Linked DNA regions of Homo sapiens: region 1 is linked to region 2. A link is an interaction called in ENCODE POLR2A ChIA-PET data of the cell type or tissue named here. Cell type or tissue: B cell. All regions are shown on one strand.

Region 1 (8,000 bases), 150 kb before region 2:
TGATTTTTGTACGTTGATTTTGTATCCTGAGACTTTGCTGAAGTTGCCTCTCAGCTTAAGGAGATTTTGGGCTGAGACAATGGGGTTTTCTAGATATACAATCATGTCATCTGCAAACAGAGACAATTTGACTTCCTCTTTTCCTAATTGAATACCCTTTGTTTCCTTCTCCTGCCTAATTGCCCTGGCCAGAACTTCCAACACTATGTTGAATAGGAGTGATGAGAGAGGGCATCCCTGTCTTGTGCCAGTTTTCAAAGGGAATGCTTCCAGAAATAACGCCGCATGTCTACAACTATCTGATCTTTGACAAACCTGAGAAAAACAAGCAATGGGGAAAGGATTCCCTATTTAATAAATGGTGCTGGGAAAACTGGCTAACCATATGTAGAAAGCTGAAACTGGATGCCTTCCTTACACCTTATACAAAAATTAATTCAAGATGGATTAAAGACTTAAACGTTAGACCTAAAACCATAAAAACCCTAGAAGAAAACCTAGGCATTACTATTCAGGACATAGGCATTGGCAAGGACTTCATGTCAAAATGGCAACAAAAGCCAAAATTGACAAATGGCATCTAATTAAACTAAAGAGCTTCTGCACAGCAAAAGAAACTACCATCAGAGTGAACAGGCAACCTACAAAATGGGAGAAAATTTTCACAACCTACTCATCTGACAAAGGGCTAATATCCAGAACCTACAATGAACTCAAACAAATTTACAAGAAAAAAAACAAACAACCCCATCAAAAAGTGAGCAAAGGACATGAACAGACACTTCTCAAAAGAAGACATTTATGCAGCCAAAAAACACATGAAAAAATGCTCACCATCACTGGCCATCAGAGAAATGCAAATCAAAACCACAATGAGATACCATCTCACACCAGTTAGAATGGCAATCATTAAAAAGTCAGGAAACAACAGGTGCTGGAGAGGATGTGGAGAAATAGGAACACTTTTACACTGTTGGTGGGACTGTAAACTAGTTCAACCATTGTGGAAGTCGGTGTGGCGATTCCTCAGGGATCTAGAACTAGAAATACCATTTGACGCAGCCATCCCATTACTGGGTATATACCCAAAGGACTATAAATCATGCTGCTATAAAGACACATGCACACGTATGTTTATTGCGGCACTATTCACAATAGCAAAGACTTGGAACCAACCCAAATGTCCAACAATGACAGACTGGATTAAGAAAATGTGGCACATATACACCATGGAATACTATGCAGCCATAAAAAATGATGAGTTCACGTCCTTTGTAGGGACATAGATGAAATTGGAACTCATCATTCTCAGTAAACTATCGCAAGAACAAAAAACCAAACACCGCATATTCTCACTCATAGATGGGAATTGAACAATGAGAACACATGGACACAGGAAGGGGAACATTACACTCTGGGGACTGTTGTGGGGTGGGGGGAGGGGGGAGGGATAGCTTTAGGAGATATACCTAATGTTAAATGATGAGTTAATGGGTGCAGCACACCAGCATGGCACATGTATACATATGTAACTAACCTGCACATTGTGCACATGTACCCTAAAACTTAAAGTATAATAATAATAAAATAAAAATTAAAAAAAAGAAATAGAGAAATACTGAGCTTCAGAGAAACCAAAAACAAAATATCTGTGTGGATTGATTACTAACTCATTATTTTAGGCCAGTGCTTCTATTCTCTTTGAAGTGAGAAAGACTGTATTATAGATACTAAAGGAAAGATTGTATAAACAGAAAATGACTTTCAATACAAATCTTTTAAAAGGTAGATCGTTTGCTGAATTACTGATCAATTGAACTTGATATTATAAAATGGAAGCTTATTAAGCATTGAGATACTTGAATATTAACATGGATGATTTATGTCTACATTTTTAAAAATTATGAGAACGTCCTGTTCAGTTGAGTGACTGCATTTAAGCAATCCTTCCCCTTCCTTCAGAATCCCCACCTAATAGCCATGAAGCTGTAGAAATGGAAATAAATCCAAAATAGCACCATCAGAATAAGTGCCATCAGCAAACCAGAAATTTAGTTGTGTTCTGGAAAGCCGAAAGTAATAAAACCCTACTGAAAAATACCCCTGAACAGGGAAGGTCGTGACACAGCAAAGGAAGAATCAGACAGGAACAAGTTTTAGTGGTGGTGGGAACAGCCCCCAGGAGCCCCAGGAAAGACCACATTTCCACTGGACCCCAAGAGAGAACAAGTGCGAATTGCTTGCAGTGATGGGAACACCTGGCCATCCTTCAACCATTACCCCTCCACCCCCATCCTCACGGATTCCCACACAGAGCTTTCAGGATGATTTTTTCTCAAAAACCCCCAAAAACAAAAAGTACCATAATATTTGCTAAAAAAAAAAAAAATTGAACAGTTCACTCCTCACTGAGAACTAATACCAAAGAGAGAAACAGAATACATTCTAAGATAGTACCAGACCTTAAAAATAGATGACATGGAGTAATGGCAGAAGAGTCAACTATTTCTCAAGGGAAATAAACAAAAATTCTATACACCTAAAGTACAGTGCTTTATATTTTTCTTAGAGGAGTGGGTGGAGGAAGGGCTTGGGCTTACAGCTTGCCTGGAGGCTTCTCTTCTCTTGAGCCCTAAATGAATCCTTCACATCAGCATACCCTGCCCACTTACAAAGAGCCATAAATCAGCTCTTCCCTACAAAGGATAGGTGTGTTAGAAAAATTGATCGGAATACTGATACAGGAAAGCCACGCCAACTACCTTTGTTAACCAATTTTTTATTTAAAAATATGAATATATAACCAGTGACGCCAAAAAGAAAGACTAGTCCCAAAGGAAATCTAGGAAATCTAATTCAAGGTAAAGAAGAAAAAAGTTTCAAGTATAATTGCAGTCCTTAGAAAGATTTGAAATTATTTGTGTTAAATAAAAAGAGAACAGATTGGTATGAAAAAGAGGTAATTACAGAACAAATGAACACTTGAGAATTAAAAATATGATTGACAAACAATAGAAGGGATGATAATAGCTGAAGTCTGAAACGTTGAATATAAAGTTGAAAACTTTTTTTTTCTGAGTATAAAGCAAAACACAGATGGAAAATATGAAAGGGATTGAAGATACACAGCCAGTCAAGGTGGCAGAAAAAGAAAATGGAGAGGAATGAATAATAACAGAAATAGAGCACTAAGGGAAATGAGCAACTTACAATCAGAAAAGAACCCCTTACAAAAAAGGAAACGAGACCACGAGCAAGAGCAAGAACAAACAGGACAGCGGAGAATCAGACTCCTAATTCAGAAACTGGGGTTATCAAGCCTAGAATGTGAAATTAGAGCCCTTGCTTTAATTTCTGGAAATAAAAGAGAGGATTGGAAATGTGGTAAAGAGCAAGAAAACTTGGAGGAGTGTTAAACAGAATTCTAGGAATAAAATAATATAATAGGAATTAGAATTTCCATGGGCAGATGTAACAGCACATTAGACATAGCTGAGAAAGAATTAATGAATTGGAAAGTTGAATTTAAGAAATTATCTAGAATGCAGCCTAGAGAGACAGAAATGGAAAACAGGAAATTAGTTAAGAGACATGGAGATAAAGTGGGGAAGTCTAACATGCATCTAACTAGAATTTCAGAAAGGGAAAGGGAAGCGAGACAGTACTGAAGATGATTGATGGCTGAGAATTTTCCAGACTTGAAAGACATTAATCCACAGAGTCAAGAAACCCAGTGAATACCAAGGATAAATGAAAAAAAAAAAAGTCCACACTACACACATTATAGCTAAAGTGCACATAAAAATTAAAATACCCTTTAATATCTTCAACAACTCAACCAACTTACACCTGACTTCACAACAGCATCAGTGGGAGCCTGCAAACAGAGAAGCTGAAGCATCACTGAGTTGGGAAAAAATAACTATCAGCTTAGGATTGTGTATCTTGCAAAAAAAAAATTTAATGAGTCAAGACATTTTCAGACAAAAGCTGGGAAAGTATGCCACCAGTAAATCCTCACAAAAGAAATTTTAAAAGACATACTTTGTTCAGAAGGAATGTGAGGTGCGAGAAAGATTAAATGCAGTGAAAGTAAATATGGGGAAAATTTAAACAATGTTGATTGCATGCACCAGTAATAATATATTGTTAAGTAATCAAAATAAATACAATTGGAATCCACAAAACAATAGCATAAAATAAGATGAGAATGTGGAATTAAAATCTTCTAAGTTCCTGTAATTATTTTGGAGAAGGATAAAAATTTTAACTTTGGGCTTTGATAAATTAAGTAAATATTTGCAATTTGTAGGGTACCCACTAAACTATACTAAAAGGTATTTAACCTACAAACTAAATGTGGAGAACATCTTACAAACCAAGCTAAAAATAGAATATGAATATTATTAGTTAATCCAAAAGAATTGAAGAAGAGAAAATGAAACAGAGTATATGGAAAAATATGGTAGCATAAATTAAATCAGTAATTTAAAGGCCGGGCGTGGTGGCTCACGCCTGTAATCCCAGCAGTTTGGGAGACCGAGGTGGGCAGATCACTTGAGGCCAGGAGTTCGAGACAAGCCTGGCCAACATGGTGAAACCCCATCTCTACTAAAAATACAAAAATTAGCCGGGCGTGGTGGCGTATGCCTGTAGTCCTAGCTACTCAGGAGGCTGAGGCAGGAGAATCGCTTGAACCTGGGAGGTGGAGGTTGCAGTGAGCCAAGATTGTGCCACTGCACTCCAGCCTGGGCAACAGAGTGAGACTCCGTCTCAAAAAAAAAAAAAAAAAAATCAGTAATTTAAACAAATGGATTAGATGCAATGATTCAATAACAAATATTGACCAAATTGATTTAAAAAATAAAACTCTAGCTCTGTGCTATTTACAATGACACATTTAGAAATTAAAGATTCAGAAAATTTGAAAGGAAAAAGGTTAGGAAAATATATGCCAGCCAAATACTGGTGATAAAAAAGCATGATATGTTTATTCTGATACCAGAAAAATAAACTTTAAGCAAAAAGCATTACTACAGTTAAAAAGGGTCACTACCCAAGGAAAGATACAACTTACCATATGGACAAAATAATTTGATATATGTAAATTCCAAATAGCAAAGCTTCAAATTTTTAAAAGTAAAAGTCACAAATTACAAGGGGAAATGTATTATCTTAATGGAAGATGTAAACAGAAATTCGTAACTGTTGTATAATGCAAACAGAAAAATTAGTAAGGATACATAAGATTTAAACAACACAATGAGCAAGAGTACATTACCCAACAGCTGCAGAATATGCATTATTTTCAAGCAGACAGGGAACAGTTATGAAAATTGACAACTACTGGACCATAAAGCAAGTTTCAACAGATTTTAAAAGATAAATATTATATTTACCATGGTCTCCAACCACAGTATGATTAAATTAGAAATTGATAATGAAAATATGACTAGGAGGGAAAACACATGTTTAGAAATTAAGAATCACTCTAGATATTAGTAAATATTTGGGACTGAAAGGTAATAGAAATACCTAATATTAAAACTGGAGGAAGAAACTAAATTAGAGGGAAAGTTGCAGCTTTGCATCTGAAATACTCATACTAGAAGCTGGGTGCAGTGGCTCACGCCTGTAATCCCAGTGCTTTAGGAGGCTGAGGTGGGCGGATCCATTGAGGTCAGGAATTCGAGACCAGTCTGGCCAACGTGGTGAAACCCCATCTCTACTAAAAATACAAAATTTAGCTGGGTGTGGTGGCAGGCGCCTGTAGTCCCAGCTACTCGGGAGACTGAGGCAGGAGAATCGCTTGAGCCTGGGAGGCGGAGGTTGCTGTGAGCCGAGATCTCACCTCTGCACTCCAGCCTGGATGACAGAGTGAGACTCCGTCTCTAAATAAATAAGGAAATGACTCATACTAGCAAACAAAAAATTAATGAACTAAGCATCTATCTTAAGAGCTGAAAGAAGAGAAAATAAACCCAAAACAAATGGAAAAGAGATTTACAAAAAAAAAACAAAAGCAGAAATTAATAAAATAGCAGAGATAAAATTTTAAATGTCAATGGAGCCAAAAGTTTATTCAATGAAGTTATAATACAGTTGACAAACTTTGCAGAGAGATTGATCAGGACAAAAAGAGAAAAGGCACAAATAAATAATATTAGGAATCAAAAAGGGAATAAACTGTGATGCAGATCAAGAACAAAAATATGTTATGTGCAAAATTATACCAAAATTTTTTCAAAACTAGACGAAATGACTATGATTAAAATGATTTTTCAGGTATTACATGTATATATGTATATGTTTTATATGAAATTTACATATAAATATAACCTGAATAATCCTATAGCCGTTTTAACAATTGGCCCAGTAATTTTTTAAAAATCATTCCACCACACAATTTCAAGGCTAGACATTTTTACTAAGAATTCTACCAAACTCACAGGAAGAGGTAATTCCAAACCTACACCCTTCTTCAGAGAATTAGAAAAAGCCAGCAGTTCTCAACTCATTATATCAAGGCAGTATAACCTTGATATCAAAACTTGACAAGCCAGTACAAGAAAAAGAATTCACAGGTATCATTCATGATCATAAATGTAAAAATTCTAGGTCAAATATTTGTAAATTCCATCCAGCCAAGTACAAAATATATTTTAAAATATAACTCATAATTAAGAAACTGTACTTATTTTAGGAATTCAAAATTGGATCCTTTTTATAATATTAACATGATTAATTATATTAAAATATTAAAAGAAAAATAGGATTGTTTCAATAAATTAAGAAAAAGCATTTGATAAAATTCACTATACATGATTTAAAGGAAAAATAGCAAATCAGGAATAGAAGCCCACTTCATTAACACAATAACAGTATCTGCCAAAAAAACTCAAAACAAGAATCCTATTTAGTGTTGAAACATTTGCAGCGTTCCCCTCAAGATGAGGAACAAGACATGAGTTCCACTTTTATGCAACATTATACTGGATGGACATCCTTGGTCGAGGCAATAAATTAAGAAAAAAAAGTACCTGTTAGAAAGGAGAAGAACATTCATTTTCTCAAATTATATTGTTTATGCAGAAAACTCAAAAGAATCTACAGATTATTAGGATTAATAAGAAAATTTAGCAAGATTGCTGTATACACAATTAATTTCATTTCCCTACACTAACAACTGAAAATTATAGTTTAAAACTTTTAATATTAGTATAAAAATATAAGTTACTAAGCAATAACCCTGTCAAGAGATGTGTTAAGACCTCTATGGAGAAAATTAACAAACTATTGAAATACGTTAAGAAATATCAAAATAAATGGAGACGCCTAATACCAAGTACATGAATTGGAAGATGCAGTGTTGTAAAGATACAAGTTCTCTTCAGATATCTATAGATTTAATACAGCTCCAATCAAATTTCCAACTTTTGGGTATGTGGAAATTGACAAACTGATGATACTCAAATTTATACAATAGATCAAAGGGCTAAGAATAGCCAAGATGTTCCTAAATAGCAAGGTTGGAGCTTTGCCTTACGAATATTTTTAAATATATATTAAAGCTAAGTAATGAGGGCAGTAATAGACAAATTGAGCAATGAAAGTGAGTGAGTAGAGACCCAGAAGCAGATCCACAGGCGTATGAAAACTGGACTCATGGCAGAGATGATGATATAGATTAATAGAGAAAGAATGGACTTCAAGTACCATAATAACTGGTTATTTCTAGGGAGAAAAACGAAACTTAACTCCTACCCCACGCCATATACAAAAACCAATCCAGGTATTTTTTAAAAATCAGTAAAAGTATATACTTTTAGAAGACAGTATAAAACATTTTTCTGATGTTTTTCTTAAATCACAAAAAGTGTCAAATAAAGAAAATTATCTATAAATTTGAGTACATTAAAATTAAGAACTTAACATTATCCAAAGATAATAGAAAAAATAAAAAGGCTAACACTGGGAAAAGTTTTGTTGTTGTTGTTGTT
Region 2 (8,000 bases):
TCAGAGGCTGAAGGAGGCCGCTGCCAACGGGGGCAGTGGTCCTAGGGCCCCTGTAGGCTCCATCAACGCCAGGACCACCAGTGACATCGCCAAGGAGCTGGAGGAGCAGTTCTACACACTGGTCCCCTTTGGCCGGAACGAACTTCTCTCCCCTCTAAAGGACAGTGATGAGATCAGGTCTCTCTGGGTCAAAATCGACCTGACCCTCCTGTCCAGGATCCCAGAACACCTGCCCCAGGAGCCAGGGGTATTGAGCGCCCCTGCCACCAAGGACTCTGAGAGCGCACCGCCCAGCCACACCTCGGACACACCTGCAGAAAAGGCTTTGCCAAAATCCAAGAGGAAACGCAAGGTAGGCCTGGGGCTGACTGGGGTGCGGGGGCGTGGAGGGGAAGGGGCTATCTCTTAACTTGTGGGTACTTGGATAGAGCACCCATAGGCTGCTGTTTGGGACGGTAGGCTGCCGCAGGAGTTTTGTGTGTCCTTACCTAACACACACTTCTAGGGTACTTTCTATATCCAGACACTGTTGTAAGCACTTAACATCTAACTTAGTCCTTAGAACTGCTCAGTGAGGGAAGTACCATTATTATCCCTTTTTTTGGGGGGGGGGGAGGGAGTCTCACTCTGTCGCCCAAGCAGGAGTACGATGGCACAATCTCGGTTCACTGCAACCTCTGCCTCCCAGGTTCAGGCGATTCTCCTACCTCAGCCTCCCAAGTATCTGGGATTACAGGTGTCCACCACCATGCCCAGCTAATTTTTTTGTATTTTTAGTAAAGACAGGGTTTCACCATGTTGGCCGGGCTGGTCTCGAACTCCTGACCTCAAGTGATCTGCCTGCCTCAGCCTCCCAAAGTGCTGGGATTACAGGCATGAGCCACCACGCCCAGCCTATTATCCCTATTTTATAGTTATAGGTAATTAAGCCTTGTCCCACTGCATGTCAAAATAGGAAATATTTATCAAGCGTGTGCACACGCAGCTGGATGTAGGGCCTGTGAGAAAGCTAAACACATGAGAACCCTCACTCTTTGCTGGCAGGAATGGGGTGACATTGATGGTGGGATCACTCATTGGCCCAAGAGGCCAGTGGCCTCATGAAGTTCAAGGTTGTGGCAGGTGAAAATGAATACGGCAGACCCTGATGCAGCATCAGAACCAGCAGCTGTTGCTTCTGTTAGCATTGATCAAGGAGGGCTTCATGGTGGAGGGGCCCTGAAAACAGGGCTCTGTAGAGGAGGGATATTTGAATACGTCCAGGGTCAGGAATGGAAGCGGTGAGTCCAGGGAGTGAGAAGGGCAGCAAAAGCAAGGACAGGGAGAGCTGGGGGGCATCTCTGGCAGCAGAGCCTGAACGTGTAGCCCATTTCGAAGGTTTTTGTGCAGGGGAATACCTTAATCATCCATTAAAGCCAATTTTGAGGGTTTTTAACCCCTCCTGTTACTGTATCTTCATAAGTAATTTTTATCACTGTGAAAAATACAATGGGTGACAGACCAAGATTGCAATATGCATGGATGGCTCCAAATTTAGGACAAAGTTTTCAGTAACAACAGCTCACAGGTATATAGGTCCCCATGACAGATGCTGCTCTAGGCACTTTATACATGTTAAATCATTTCATCCTTATAACTTTATGAGGCAAATATTGTCATACCCATTTTACGGAGAGGGAACAGAGGCTCAGAGAGCCTAAAGCAACTTGCCCAAGGTTACATAGGTCCTAAGGGGCTGAGCCAGGAATTAACCCAGGCTGTCTGGCTTCAGAGCGTCACAATAAGAAATCAGTCTGAGGTCTGTATATTTTCCAGTTTTCTGAAGACAGTCTAGTCTATCAATAGAAAAGTTAGACTGGACACATACGTTTCACAGCTATTTCGAATCCCTGATTGAGAAGGGGACTAAGGAGTACAGCTTGTTACCTTGTCCTGGCCACGATGAATATATTTCTTGCTTTGTAAGTGCGCATGGAGAAGGCACTCAGTCTCCTTTTTATGACAATCATCTTTGTAACCTAAGGGCACCTATGACCAGAGAAATTCATTCTAAAGTACCAGACCGGGTACGGTGGCTCAAGCCTCTAATCCTAGCACTTTGGGAGGCTGAGATGGGCGGATTGCCTGAGCTCAGGAGTTCAAGACCAGCCTGGACAACATGGTAAAATCCCATCTCTACTAAAATACAAAAAATTAGCCAGACATGATGGTGCACACCTGTAGTCCCAGCTACTCAGGCAGCTGAGACAGGAGAATCACTTGAACCTGGGAGGCGGAGGTTGCAGTGAGCCAAGATCATGCCACTGCACTCCAGCCTAGGCAACAGAGCAAGACGCCATCTCAAAGAAATAAATAAATAAAATAAAAAATAAAGTACCAAAGGATGTTTTTCTTCACATAATATTAATAACATTAAGTAATTTATCCCTATAAAGTAGAATTTGAAGCCCTTGCAAGAAAGTTCATGAAAAGAAATATGTTCAAGGGGCAGCTTTTTGCTTTTCCTTGGTATGGATGCAAAGAAAAAAAAATTTTTTTTTTTTTTTTTGAGACAGAGTTTCGCTCTTGTTGCCCAGGCTGGAGTGCAATGATGCTCCACCATCTTGGCTCACCACAACCTCCGCCTCCTGGGTTCAAGTGATTCTCCTGCCTCAGCCTCCCGAGTAGCTTGGATTACAGGCATGTGCCACCATGCCTGGCTAATTTGGTATTTTTAGTACAGACGGGGTTTCACCATTGTTGGTCAGGCTGGTCTCGAACTCCCAACCTCAGGTGATCCGCCTGCCTCGGCCTCCTAAAGTGCTGGGATTACAGGCATGAGCCACTGCACGTGGCCAGCAAAGATAATTTTATAAAGAGGCCCCAACATAGTTTCCACCCAGCACTGGCCATTATTAGCCGGCAGTGGGCGCCCTTAGTTGGTCCCCATTGCCCTGAGAGTGCTCACATATAATGGAAAGTGTGTGGATTTTCACACCAAAGTGTCCTGACTTCAAATCCTGTCTTTACCGTTTCCCTCCTGCAGGTCCAGCTTTTCATGGGCCCCATGCATGGGACCATAGTGGTGTGCATCACCCAGGGCCCCTTGGAATTGAATGCTTGTGGCTGCCATCTTAAAATTTTTCCTGTAATCTTTGAATTTGTGATGCTGCAAATTGATGGTACATGTGCAGGGGCATATGGAGCTTTGACTCACTGTGTTCCCACCTCCTGCCTGTTTCTGCAGGGCAGGTTCTGCCTGCGCTTCTGCCTCCTGGCACCCTGGGCCCTAGGCAGCCTCCCACTTCCTGTCTTAGTCCAGGGACTATTGCTGCCCTTGCCCCAAGAAGGGGCCTAGGTGCAGGCAGAGGAAGAATCTTGCCCATCCCTCATCCAGGTAGTAAGACATTCCAAAGAGGGTCTTGAAATCCCCTGGGGGTTGCCCACTTGCTGTGGGTTGTTGGGGAAATGCCTGACAACTCGGGCACCACAGGTAGGGCCTCTGATTGGCAGAAGGGGAACGCCCACACTGGTGGGCTGCACACATATACCTTGTCCAAGGGCAGACAGAGCCCTTGAGAGGCTACACTTGCCTCCCCAAGTATCCCCATGCCCAAAGAAGTACAGTGTGTATAGCAAATACTGTAGACACCTCCATGACAGAGACTGTGAAAGAATGGAGAATGTTTTCTATTTGAGGGCTTTATAACATCACTCTTTTCCTGCTTTTTGAACAAAGGGCCCAGCGTTTTCATTTTGCGCTAGACCCAGAAGGTTATTTATGGTCCTTGGCCTCCTCAGTGACCTTAATCAGGTGACCTTACTTTCTCTGAACATCAGTTTCTCCATCTAGAAAATGCTGACATCTGGGCCGGCCGTGGTGGCTTACTCCTATAATCACAGCACTTTGGGAGGCCAAGGTGGGCAGATCACGAGATCAAGAGATCGAGACCATCCTGGCCAACATGGTGAAACCCTGTCTCTACTAAAAATACAAAAATAGCTGGGCGTGGTGGCGCGTGCCTGTAATCCCAGCTACTCAGGAGGCTGAGGCAGGAGAATCGCTTGAACCCTGGAGGCAGAGGCTGCACTGAGCTGAGATCATGCCATTGCACTCCAGCCTGGCAATAGAGTGAGACTCTGTCTCAAAAAAAAAAAAAAAAAAAAAAATGTTGACATCTTTGCAGGGGTGTTGTCAGATTCACACAATATGTTCCAACAATGCAACTCAGTAATACTTGGCAGCTCATTTTCTTCCCTACCTGCTATTCCTCCTGTTTTTCTCTACACACCCTGTCTTCCTTACTACTTGCTGGTGCTCAGTCTTTGTTGAGTGTAGGAATCAATCAATCAGTTAATCATCTGGGAATGAGTGTGGCTATTACCTCTGGGATGGATGGCTAACTGAATACGCTGATGGAAATATACACATGAAATATGCAGAGATAGACATTGGTAATATATAGACAGATTGGAAATACATAAAGCCATCCAGGCATGCAGAGTTTACTAGAGAGATGTGCAGAAAGACTTACATAAAATTCCGTAATATTCTGTGTTTAAATAGTTGTATTACTTATGGCCATTTTTATTTTAACTTAAGAAGCTTCATTTACAGTAAGCCTGACACCTGGCTGTACTCATAAAATCTAAAGAATCATTAAACACAGACACAAGAGAAGTGAAAGAACATTCTTATAGTGCTCTTTACTTGGTATTCTGGGCATTAGTACCCCAGTACTGGGTGCTGGAGATGGGACCCCATAGACCTGGCTGTCAAATTTGTGGAGTCTCGCCCTGCTGGAGCCCTGGAGCTAAGGACTAAGAACTCGGAGCTTTGGTTTGGGCCCTCCATGGGGGTACTATTACAGTGTGGGCATCTGGGAGCCCCTGTGGCAGAGGCTGTGTGGCAAAATCCCAGCCAGAGCGAGAAAGTCAGAGTCTTTCTCTCTTTGGTGTTGGCACTTGTCTCCTGGAAAACAATGCAGACAGCCCTGAGGATACCATACTAGGTTCCTGTTATCTCATGGAAAATGGTACTTTCTGAATATATTTGTGTTGCACCTTAACACATATCTAAAGTTAAACACAGGCTGGCCTGATAGCTGACACCTGTAATCCCAGCACTTTGGGAGGCCAAGGTGGGAGGATCGCTTGAGCCCAGGAGTTTGAGATCAGCCTGAGCAACATGGCAAAGCCCCGTCTCTACAAAAAATACAAAAAATTAGCCAGGCATGGTGGCACACACTTGCATTCCCAGCTACTTGGAAGGCTGAGGCGGGAGGATCACCTGAGCCTGGGAGGTCGAGGCTGCAGTGAGCCATGATCGCACCACTGCACTCCAGCCTGGGTGACAGAGCAAGACTGTCTCTAAATAAACAAATAAAATTAAACCCAATCATGGCAACAAGGATCCAATCAAAGTACTGTTTTAGAAAAAGGTACTTTATGGATTCTAAGATGTCATGGGATAGTAATTGAAAACTAGAATTAAGGCACCAAGAGATAATAGCTTCTGCTTGCAGTTCACAAAAGGCAATAATTTTTTTTTTTTTTTTTGAGACGGAGTCTCACTCTGTCACCAGGCTGGAGTGCAGTGGCGTGATCTCAGCTCACTTAAATCTCTGCCTCCCAGGTTCAAGCGATTCTCCTGCCTCAGCCTCCCAAGTAGCTGGGACTACAGGCGTGCACCACCACACCTGGCTAATTTTTTGTATTTTAGTAGAGATGGGGTTTCACCATGTTGGCCAGGATGGTGTTGATCTCCTGACCTCGTGATTCGCCTGCCTCGGCCTCCCAAAGTGCTGGGATTACAGGCATGAGCCACCGCACCTGGCCAAAGCAAGAATTTTTAAAACAGAAAAGTCCAGGCTTGCCACTGCCCTTATGGCATGAATCCCAGAGAACACACACTTGCTGTACTTTATTCTGATACCAAGAAATGCCAAGGTGAGTGCCGCTGGAGCTGCAGTGGGAACTCAGACCAGTTGGAGGGCTAAATCCTAAGCCGGTTGATGGCAGAGCAGCTTTCAGAATTCAAAATGTTGAATCATGGCGTCGTGCCTCTCCTCTCCATCAGCTGTCAATTGTAAAACTGACAGATTTCATCCTTGCTTGTTGAGGAGCTAATGGGGAAGCTATGGCAGGGGCACAGCTGCTCAGGCTGTGCTTCGGGGAAGCCAGGTGAGTGGGGCTCCCAGGAGGCCTTGCTCTGTGGAAGTCGGTGCCTGGGAACTCATAATACCTCTTGAAATCCAGTGCTGATTGACTTTAGTTTATTCCCATACAGTGTGACAACGAAGACGACTACAGGGAGATCAAGAAGTCCCAGGGAGAGAAAGACAGCTCTTCAAGACTGGCCACCTCCACCAGTAATACTTTGTCTGCAAACCACTGCAACATGAACATCAACAGGTACGTGCATTCCCTCCAAAGTGGAAGTGAGCTGGAGAGATCTCTGGGTCTGAAAGTCACCTGCTATGTTGGAGGAGGGTCAGGCTTTTTGAGGACTACTCTGGTCAAGGTCTGCAGACTTGCTTCCCTCCTTTAACCCAAATCTTATTATTATGGCTACACATGTGCCACACATTATAGCTCCAGATACTCACGCAAGGTTCTTCTCCATAACCAAAGACCAGATACTAGTTACACACAGCTCTGCACTCCCCAAGACATGCCCTTCCCCCAAAAAAACTTAATAACTGAATTTCTAATCAATATTTTAATGGTAACCGCTAAACTCCTAAGAACACTAAGCTTATTACACAGACGAAGAAATACACACTTCAAGCTGAATCTCCATGTGTAGCACCTAAAGCAATTAATTGGATATAGACTAAAATTGTGGCCTTAGAAGGGTCCGTGCTCCCAAGGTTAAATGGCCACCCACACACTCCTCTCAAGAGGTTCCAGATGGACGCATCCAGCACTGACTCCCCTCTGTGATGAATGGCTTACAAGCAAAGCAAGATCCCAGGTATTTATTAGAAACAAGTAGCTTATCATCAGTCGTAGAAGCTCTTTCCATTTTGAAATACCACAGCACGGAAACCACTTTTCCTCTCTAAGACACTCCTCACCCTCCCTGACCGTATACATAGAATTTTGAAGAGAGATGAATGTCTCGGCACAACACATAAAAATGTAAACTGAAAGGTTAGGAAAAGATGTAGAGCAGTGCTAAAACTTGGCGAGGGAACTGGAGGGTGAGGGTGCACACACACAGGCACACTGCAGCGCCGGAATCACCTTGAAAGGCGAGGGCTCCTGTGGGTCTGAGCAGGAGGGAGGGCTGCCCCTGCATGCTGCCCACTCCTCGGTCCTCTTTGCAGGGTGGATGCCAGCCCAAAATATTGGGAAAGGGGAAATGGGGAAAATGTAGTCCCCAAATATTTTTAAATGTGTGATATCCTTTAGTGCTTGTTAATGCACTAAATAACCTTTCTAGCTGATCTGGTGGCTTCCAGAATTTCTAAGCAGTGAGGAATATAAACCGTATGTATGCACAACTGCAATATGATATGAAAATAGCTGTGATTTGGCCGGGTGCGGTGGCTCACGCCTGTAATCCCAGCACTTTGGGAGGCTGAGGCGGGCGGATCACAAGGTCAGGAGTTCAAGACCAGCCTGGCCAATATGGTGAAACCCCGTATCTACTAAAAATATAAAAAAATTAGCTGGGTGTGGTGGCACACTCCTGTAGTCCCAGCTACTTGGGAGGCTGAGGCCAGAGAATCGCTCAAACCCGGGAGGCAGAGGTTGCAGGGAGCCGAGATTGTGCCATGGCACTCCAGCCTGGGCGACAGAGAGGTTCCATCTCAAAAAAGAAAAGAAAAAGAAAAAAAGAAAATAGCTGTGATTTATACCGGTGACACGGTCTCAAGTGTTGTACTACTGCTCCTGCTAAACCATGACTCTGGTTTCATACCTTTACTCATAGTTGAAGGAAATGTTCTGTTACAGTGAGAGGTTAGTGAAAATGAAGAGGTCACTTCTCTATTCAAGTTATTGGACCCCAGGTT

What was found. ChIA-PET counts read pairs that join two places held together with the same protein. Peaks named below come from ENCODE experiments on the same cell type or tissue, not always from the same donor. Only the 100,000 strongest peaks of a DNase experiment are listed, where the experiment ranks them.
Region 1: POLR2A ChIA-PET joins it to region 2 with 7 read pairs; 2 of 35 experiments call an interaction of 5 or more read pairs at or near these places.

Annotation. Positions count from the first base shown.
Region 1 is chr2:99,733,403-99,741,402 of GRCh38, reverse strand. All of the region lies in intron 10 of AFF3 (ALF transcription elongation factor 3), which reads left to right. Among named protein-coding and RNA genes, the nearest start is that of REV1, 250 kb to the right of the region's middle. RefSeq lists a silencer at 5,810-6,010. In B cell, no CTCF peak of the experiment used is centred here; no DNase peak of the experiment used is centred here; H3K27ac peaks cover 794 bases.
Region 2 is chr2:99,585,547-99,593,546 of GRCh38, reverse strand. It overlaps AFF3 (ALF transcription elongation factor 3), which reads left to right. Exons shown (of 25, transcript NM_001386135.1): 15 at 1-352; 16 at 6,269-6,393. Among named protein-coding and RNA genes, the nearest start is that of REV1, 100 kb to the right of the region's middle. In B cell, no CTCF peak of the experiment used is centred here; no DNase peak of the experiment used is centred here.